Regions from separate parts of the Homo sapiens genome. Here region 2 is linked to region 1. A link is an interaction called in ENCODE POLR2A ChIA-PET data of the cell type or tissue named here. Cell type or tissue: K562. All regions are shown on one strand. Links, peaks and the distances in the headings refer to the core of each region. The heading gives the core; the rest is flanking DNA.

The links. Peaks named below come from ENCODE experiments on the same cell type or tissue, not always from the same donor. Only the 100,000 strongest peaks of a DNase experiment are listed, where the experiment ranks them.
Region 2: POLR2A ChIA-PET joins it to region 1 with 5 read pairs; 3 of 35 experiments call an interaction of 5 or more read pairs at or near these places.

What each region holds. Positions count from the first base shown.
Region 1 is chr9:131,154,452-131,158,838 of GRCh38, reverse strand. The region is part of intron 17 of NUP214 (nucleoporin 214); the gene reads right to left. Among named protein-coding and RNA genes, the nearest start is that of NUP214, 31 kb to the right of the region's middle. In K562, for the core only: no CTCF peak of the experiment used is centred there; no DNase peak of the experiment used is centred there.
Region 2 is chr9:131,261,796-131,266,182 of GRCh38, reverse strand. The region is part of intron 1 of FAM78A (family with sequence similarity 78 member A); the gene reads left to right. Among named protein-coding and RNA genes, the nearest start is that of FAM78A, 13 kb to the left of the region's middle. RefSeq lists an enhancer at 3,431-3,480. In K562, for the core only: no CTCF peak of the experiment used is centred there; DNase peaks (open chromatin) are centred at 280, 1,792 and 2,322.

The sequences.
Region 1 (4,387 bases), core at 141-4,140:
GGAGGCAGAGGTGGCAGAGAGGTGGTACAATGAAAAGGGAAACAGAATGGGTATGGCTGCCTAGGCCCCCAGGGAACAAATGTTCTTGCTTAATTCTCATTTCTCAGTTCCATGGTCTGGGAATTTTCCATTCCATTCTGGTACTCAGACAGTGCATCCATTTAGATTTTGCTCTCCCACCCATAAAATTAACTGTAATGGAGACAAAACGGTGCTGAAAGTAATTCTAAACCTATCTATTCACAGCATAGAACATATAAGTCATCTTCCCATTTGAGAAATACTCATTTGTTTGCAAAATCAAAGAACACTATCAGCACTAAAAACTGAATCTGTCATTATTTAAAATTTTAGCTATTTAACTTATTATAGGCCTGCAATAATTTTATTTAAATTTTGGGCGACTGTTAACCTTCATGGCTATGCAACTTGATTCTCAAAAATTAAAAACAGGCCAGGTGGCTGGGCGCTGTGGCTCACACCTGTAATCTCAGCACTTTGGGAAGCCAAGGTGGGCAGATCACCTGAGGCCAGGACTTCCAGACCAGCCTGGCTAACATGGTGAAATCCCGCCTTGACTAAAAATACAAAAATTAGCTGGGCAGGGTGATGCATGCCTATAATCCCAGGTACTTGGGAGGCTGAGGCACAAGAATCACTTGAACACAGGAGGCGGAGGCTGCAGTGAGCTGAGATCACGCCACTGCACTCCGGCCTGGGCAACAGAGCAAGACACTGTCTCTAAACAAAAAATCAGGCCGGGCATGGTGGCTCATGCATGTAATCCCAGCACTTTGGGAGGCCAGGACGGGTGTATTACTCGAGGTCAGGAGCTCGAGACCAGCCTGGCCAACATGGTGAAACCCCATCTCTACTAAAAATACAAAAATTAGAGCTGGGTGCAGTGGCTCATGCCTGTAATCCCAGTACTTTGGGAGGCCAAAGCAGGTGGATCACTTGAGGCCAGGAGTTTGAAACCAGCCTGGTCAACACGGTGAAACCCCATCTCTACTAAAAATACAAGAATTACCCGGGTGTGGTGGCGCGCGCCTGTAATCCCAGCTACTCCAGAGGCTGAGGCAGGAGAATCTCTTGAACCTGGGAGGTGGAAGTCGCAGTGAGCTGAGATCATGCCACTGCACTCCAACCTGGGTGAAAGAGTGAGACCCTGTCTCCAAAACAAAACACAAAAAACAAAAAACAAAAATTAGCTGGGAGTGGTGGTGCACGCCTGTAATTCCAGCTACTCAGGTGGCTGAGGCAGGAGAACTACATGAACCCAGGAGGCTGAGGTTGCAGTGAGCTGAGATCGCACCACTGCACTCCAGCCTGGGCAACAGAGTGAGACTCTCTCTCAAAAAAAAAAAAAAAAAAAAAAACGCCAGACACAGTGGCTCACACCTGTAATCTCACACTTTGGGAGGCCAAGTCAGTAGGAGTGCTAGGGCCCAGGTGTTCGAGACCTGCTTGGGCAACACAGCAAGGCCCCATCTCTACAAAAATTTTAAAAATTAGCCAGACATGGTGGCGTGTGCCTGTAGTCCTAGCTACTTAGGAGGCTGAAGCAGAAGGATCACTTGAGCCCGAGTTCGAGGCTGCAGTGAGCTAGGATCGTGCCACCGCACCACACACTCTGGCCCAAGCAACAGAGAAAGACCGTGTCCAAAATTAAAAAACAAAACAAAACAAAAAAAAAAACAGAGCTAAACGTGGTAGCGTACACTTGTAGACCCAGCTACTCAGGAGGATGAGTTAGGAGGATCACCTGGGCCCAGGAATTCGAGGCTTTTGTGCACCATAATCATGCCTGTGAATAGCCTTTGCACTCCTGGGCTACATAGCAAAACTCTGTCTCCTAAAAAAAAATAAAATAAAACTGAGGCATTCAATTAAGTATGTCTACAAATGGAGATAATGTGCTATACACTAGGAAAAGCAGTTTACATCTGTAGAGAGATCTTATTATGTTTAAATGTATTTTCAAAATTATTTGTGTAGCTGGCACAGACAAGAGAAAAAATAAAGCGCGTCCAAACTGATAAAGAGAAAGTCAAACTGTCGCTGTTTGCCGATGTTATGATCATGTACCTAAAAAACCCTAAAGACTCATCCAAAAAGGTCCTAGATCTGATAAACGAATTCAGTAAACTTTCAGGATACAAAATCAATGTACACAAATCAGTAGCACTGCTATACACCAACAGCGACCAAGCTGAGAATCAAATAAACAACAACCCCTTTTATAATAGCTGCAAAAAAAAAAAGAACAAAAAAAAAAAAACTTAGGAATATACCTAACCAAGGAGGCAAAAGACCTCTACAAGGAAAACTACAAAACACTGCTGAAAGAAATCATAGACGACACAAATGGAAACGACACAAACAAATAGAAATACATCCCATGCTCAGCCGGGCGCAGTGGCTCATGCTTGTAATCCCAGCACTTTGGGAGGCCTAGGCGGGTGGATCATGAGGTCAGGAGATCGAGACCATCCTGGCTAACACAGTGAAACCCCGTCTCTACTGAAAATACAAAAAATTAGCCGGGCGTGGTGGCAGGCGCCTGTAGTTCCAGCTACTCAGGAGGCTGAGGCAGGAGGATGGCGTGAACCCGGGAGGTGGAGCTTGCAGTGAGCCGAGATCGTGCCACTGTACTCCAGCCTGGGTGACAGAGCAAGACTCCGTCTCAAAAAAAAAAAAAAAAAAAAGACAGAAATACATCCCATGCTCATGGATGGGTAGAATCAATATTGTGAAAATGACCATGCTGTCAAAAACAATTTACAAATTCAATGCAATTCTCATCAAAATACCATCATCATTCTTCACAGAACTAGAAAAAACAATCCTAAAATTCATATAAAACTAAAAAGAGCCCACATAGTCAAAGCAAGAATAAGCAAAAAGAACAAATCTGGAGGTATCACGTTATCTGACTTCAAACTATACTACAAGCCTATAGTCACCAAAACACCATGGTACAGGTACAAAAATAGGCAGACAGACCAATGGAAAAGAATAGAGAACCCAGAAATAAAGCCAAATTATTAGAGCCAACTGATCTTCAACAAAGCAAACAAAAAACATAAAGTGGGGGAAGGACACCCTATTCAACAAATAGTGCTGGGATAATTGGCAAGCCACATGTAAAAGAATGAAACTGGATCCTCATCTCTCACCTTATACAAAAATCAACTCAAGATGGATCGAAGACTTAAATCTAAGACTTGAAACCATAAAAATTCTAGAAGATAACATCAGAAAAACTCTTACAGACATTGACTTAGGCAAGGAGTTCATGACCAAGAATCCAAAAGCGAATGCAACAAAAAGGTAAATAGATGGGACTTAATTAAGCTTCTGCACAGCAAAAGAAATAATCAGCAGAGTAAACAGACAACTCACAGAGTGGGAGAAAATTTTCACAAACTATGCATTCGACAATGGACTAATATCCAGAATCTATAAGGAACTCAAACATATCAGCAAGAACAAAACAAACAATCCCATCAAAAAGTGGGCTAAGGACATGAACAGACAATTCTTAAAAGATATACAAATGGTTGACAAACATCCAAAAAAATGCTTAACATCACTAATTATCAGGCAAATGCAAATCAAAACCACAATGCAATACCGTCTTACTTCTGCAAGAATGGCCGTAATTTAAAAATCAAAAAATAATAGATGTTGGTGTGGATGTGGTGAAAAGGGAACACTTTTACACTGCTGTTGGGAATGTAAACTAGTACAACCACTACAGAAAACAATATGGAGATTTCTTAAAGAACTAAAAGTACCTACCATTTGATCCAGCAATCCTACTACTGTGTATCTACCCAGAGGAAAAGAAGTCATTACATGAAAAAGACACTTGCACACGCATGTTTACAGCAGCACAATTCACAATTGCAAAAATATGGAACGAGCCCAAATGCCCATCAATCAACGAGTGGATAAAGAAAATGTGACACACACGCGAGCGTGCGCGTGCGCACACACACACACACACAACTACTACTACTCAGCCATAAAAAGGAATGAAATAATGGCATTTGCAGCAACCTAGATGGAGCTGGAGACCATTATTCTAAGTGAAGTAACTCAGGAATTGAAAACCAAACACCATTTGTTCTCATTTATGAGCAGGAGCTAAACTATGAGGATGCAAAGGGATAAGAATGATACAACGGAACAGGCGCGGTGGCTCACGCCTGTAATCCTAGCACTTTGGGAGACCAAGACGGGCAGATCACTTGAAGTCAGGAGTTCAAGACCAGCCTGGCCAACACGGTGAAAGAGGATGCAGTGAGCCAAGATCACGCCACTGCACTCCAGCCTGGGTGACAGAGTGAGACTGTCTCTGAATGAATAAATAAATAGATAG
Region 2 (4,387 bases), core at 169-4,168, 110 kb before region 1:
GGCTGGGAGACCAGGGAGGGGTAAGGCCATGGTGGAGGCAGAGGAGGAGAAGGGGCACAGCCTGGAGGGGCGAGGGAGAGTCCAGGATGGCGCTGTGTCCCGGAGACACAGGCCTCCCCGTTGCCAGCCAGGCCAGTGGCTCTGTCCACCCATGTCAGGGCTTCGTGAGACATGGAAAGCAGGTGCCCTGCAGATGTTTGTTGGGTGGGTGATGATGGGACTCAGGACAGGGACGCTGCGGGAGGCTGAGGAAGCCACTTCAGCCCGGGAAGCATTCTGACGCCTGGGTTCCAGCCTGGACTTGCCTGCTGTCCTTTGGGGTCCCTAGGAGGATGGGAGTGTGACAGGTGGCTCTGCCTGCCTCTGCCCACAGCCATGGAGGTGAACGGCCTGCTGGGCTCCTAGACTGGACAGCTGTCCGGGGCCTGCACTCAGAAGGGCCCTGAGCGTGGTTCAAGGCTCTGCCGTCTCAGCATTGAAAATCTCAGGTTGTTTACAGCCAGGTGCGGTGGCTCACGCCTGTAATCCCAGCACTTTGGGAGGCCGAGGCGGGCAGTCACCTGAGGTCAGGGGTTTGAGACCAGCCTGGCCAACATGGTGAAACTCCGTCTCTACTAAAAAAATATAAAAATTAGGCCGGGCATGGTGGCTCACGCCTGTAATCCCAGCACTGTGAGAGGCTGAGGTGGGTGGGTTACCTGAGGTCAGGAGTTCGAGACCAACCTGAATAACACGGTGAAACCCCATCTCTACTAAATAATTAGTCCGGCATGGTGGCACATGCCTGTAATCCCAGCTACTTGGGAAGCTGAGGCAGGAGAATCGCTTGAACCCAGGAGGCAGAGGTTGCAGTGAGCTGAGATCATGCCATTGCACTCCGGCCTGGCCAGGAAGAGTGAAACTCTGTCTCAAAAAAAAGGAGAAAGGTGGTTAAGATATTGCTTAACTTTAGACTTTTAAGTTAAAAATAATCGGAAAATTTCAAGGACAACTACTAAGAGAACAGAATTAGAATGTTTAAATCCCCAATAAGTACCAAGAAGAAACAGAAGAAAAATACCAATAAAATCTGTAATCAAAAGAATGGTGGACAAAAAGCACTAAAAAACTCAATAGAAATTTAATAGAGAAGAGAAACAAGTTCATATAAAAATAATTCGGCTGGGGACGGTGGCTCACGCCTGTAATCCCAGACACTTCGGGAGGCCAAGGCAGGCAGATCACCTGAGGTCAGGAGTTTGAGACCAGCCTGGCCAACATGGTGAAACCCCGTCTCTACTAAAAGTACAAAATTAGCTGGGCGTGGTGGTGGGTGCCTGTGGTCCTACCTACTCAGGAGGCTGAGGCAGAAGAATCACTTGAACCTGGGAGGCCGAGGCTGCAGTGAGCAGAGATCCCGCCACTGCACTCCAGCCTGAGTGACAGAGTGAGACTCTGTCTCAAAAAAAAAAAAAAAGGTCAGAAAAGGCTTCAGGTCAAATTAGGGCTTTGGGTCAAATCAGGGCTACCTGGTCTGGGAGAGGCACACTTCTAACTGCTGATGCCACCCTCAAAGGGTCTCCAGAAGCTTCCACTGACTGCTGTTGGCTGCACCAGGCAGTGAGTATCAGTACATTTAATCATCACAAAAACCGGGCAGGCAGATGTTGGCGGATTGTCTGTGGGCTGCTGAAGAGCTGGTAGAGCTCAGCGCGTCTGTGACTGGACCACAGTGCGAGTAGCTGGGGCTGACAGTGGACCCTGGGCTGCTGCACCCGCTGCAACCCCCAGGTGGAGGGATCCACGCAGCCTGGTGACGATTTGGCCCTGGCCCTGAGCCATGCCCCGCGTGACGCAGTGCTGTCTGCCAGCCTGGGAGGCTCCTCACCTGTCTTTGCCTGAGCCAGGGCCTGGGAGTTTCAGGACTGGGAAAGGAAAGAAAACCCCAAGGCTGGGGTCAGGAAGAGGAGGGCTATTTTGCTGCTCAGTCCTGCTCCCCCAAACCAGACCTTCAGCTCTTTGCAAACGAAAGAGGGGGCAAGGCCAAAGCGGGGTTCCTTATGCAAGTTTGCTTCCTGCCCTGAAAAACCAAAAAAACGGAAAACTTTTCCAAGCAAGTGTAAGCACTGTGTGAGGACAGAGTGGGCGTTTCCTTCTGAAATAGGAGACTAGGCCCCCAGTGGGCAAAGAGACCCTGACCCGCTTCTCCATCTGTGCGGGGGAATGAATGAGCAGGCTCACCCTGTTGTCATCCTGCCTGCTGCTGTGGGGCCCCCCTAGATCTTAGGAATTGCTGGGTACTTCCGGACAGTGAGGTTGTCTGAGCTGCCTGCAGGTTCCCTGAGTCTGGGTACTCAGGGGCTGGGCAGGAGATGCCCATTAAGCAGGTGTTACTCTAATGAGTGAGCTTTTCAATGAGATGAACAGGAAAATTAGCAAAATCATGTTCCTAATCATTCCTCCTGCGGCGGCCCCAATTTTGCTAACTGTTAACATTATATGATGCATAAGTAGGGGAATGCATTTTTAAAATTATGGTAAAGCCTATGTAACATTTTATAAAATTGACCATTTTATTTTATTATTAATTTTTTTTTTTTTAAGACAGGGTCTGGCTCTGTCACCCAGGCTGGAGTGCAATGGTATGATCTCGGCTCACTGCAACCTCTGCCTCCCAGGTTCAAGCGATTCTCCTGCCTCAGCCTCCCGAGTAGCTGGGATTACAGGTGCCTGCCACTACGCCCAGCTAATTTTTGTATTTTTAGTAGAGACGGGATTTCAGCATGTTGGCCAGCCTGGTCTCGAACTCCTGACCTCAAGTGATCTACCGTGCCCAGCCAAAATAGACCATTTTAATCATTCATAAGTGTACAGCTCAGTGGCATTAGGTCTGTTCAAATTGTTTTGCAGCCTTCACCACCATCTATCTTCAGAACTCTTTTCTTTTTCTTTTTTTTTTTTTTTGAGATGGAGTCTTGCTCTTATCGCCCAGGCTGGAGTGCAGTGGTGTGATTTCGGCTCACTGCAACCTCCGCCTCCTGGGTTCAAGCGATTCTCCTGCCTCAGCCTCCTGAGTAGCTGTGATTACAGGTGCCCACCACCATGCCTGGCTAATCTTTGTACTTTTAGTAGAACAGGGTTTCACCGTATTGCCCAGGCTGGTCTGGAACTCCTGACCTCAGGTGATCCACCTGCCTCGGCCTAACAAAGTGCTGGGATTGCAGGTGTGAGCCACTGCGCCCAGCCCAGAACTCTTTTCATCTGCAAAACTGAAACTTCGTCCCCAAGAAATATCAACTTTCCGTTCCTCTTTCTCCCAGCCCCTGGCAACCTCCATTCTACTTTCTGTCTCTATGAATTTGACAACACTAGGGACTTCACATAAGTAGAATCACACAGTTTGTGTTTTTTTGTGGCTGGCTTATTTCACTCAACATAACGTCCTCAAGGTTGATCTGTGTTGTAGCCTGTGTTGGAACATCCTTCCTTCTTAAGGCTGAAGAACATTCCATTGTACGTATGTAGCACATTTTGTTTATCCATTTATCTGTCGTTGGACACTTGGATCGCTTCTGCCTTTTGGCTATTGTGATTAATTCTAGGAACAGGAATGCATTTTTTTTTAGAGGTAGGGTCTCACTGTGTTGGCCAGCCTCGGCCTCCCAAAGTGCTGGGATTAGAGGTGTGAGCCACTGCGTCCAGTTGGGAGTGCTTTTTTTTTTTTTTTGCAGACAGAGTCTCACTCTGTCACCCATGCTGGAGTGCAGTGGCACAATCTCAGCTCACCGCAAACCCAGCCTCCCAGGTTCAAGCAATTCTTCTGCCTCAGCCTCCTGATTACAGGATTAGAGGCATCTGCTACCGTACCCCGCTAATTTTTTTTTTTTTTTTTTGGAGACAGAGTCTCACTCTGTCGCCCAGGCTGGAGTGCATGGCGTGATCTCGGCTCACTGCAACCTCTGTCTCCTGCCTCAGCCTCCTGAGTAGCTGGGACTACAGGCGCATGTCACCATGCCTGACTAATTTTTTCTATTTTTTTTAGTAGAGACAGGGTTTCACCATATTGGCCAGGGTGTTCTCAAACTCCTGACCTCATGATCCGCCCCCCTTGGCCTCCCAAAGTGAATTTTTGTATTTTTAGTAGAGACGAGGTTTCACCATGTTGGCCAGGCTGGTCTTGAACTCCTAACCTCAAGTGATCAGCCTGCCTCAGCCTCCCAAAGTGCTGGGATTACAGGTGTGAGCCACCACGCCCGGCCAGGAGTGCATTTTTAACAGTAGCTTGTTCCTGGGAGTACCCGCTGTGCACGTAGGTGAGCAGAAGGCGCAGTGGGCGCAGGGTGTCCTGAGCTTCCCTGTTACAGGTGCCTTGGTGGAAATGCGCCGGGGTCCCAGGCCCCACCGCTTG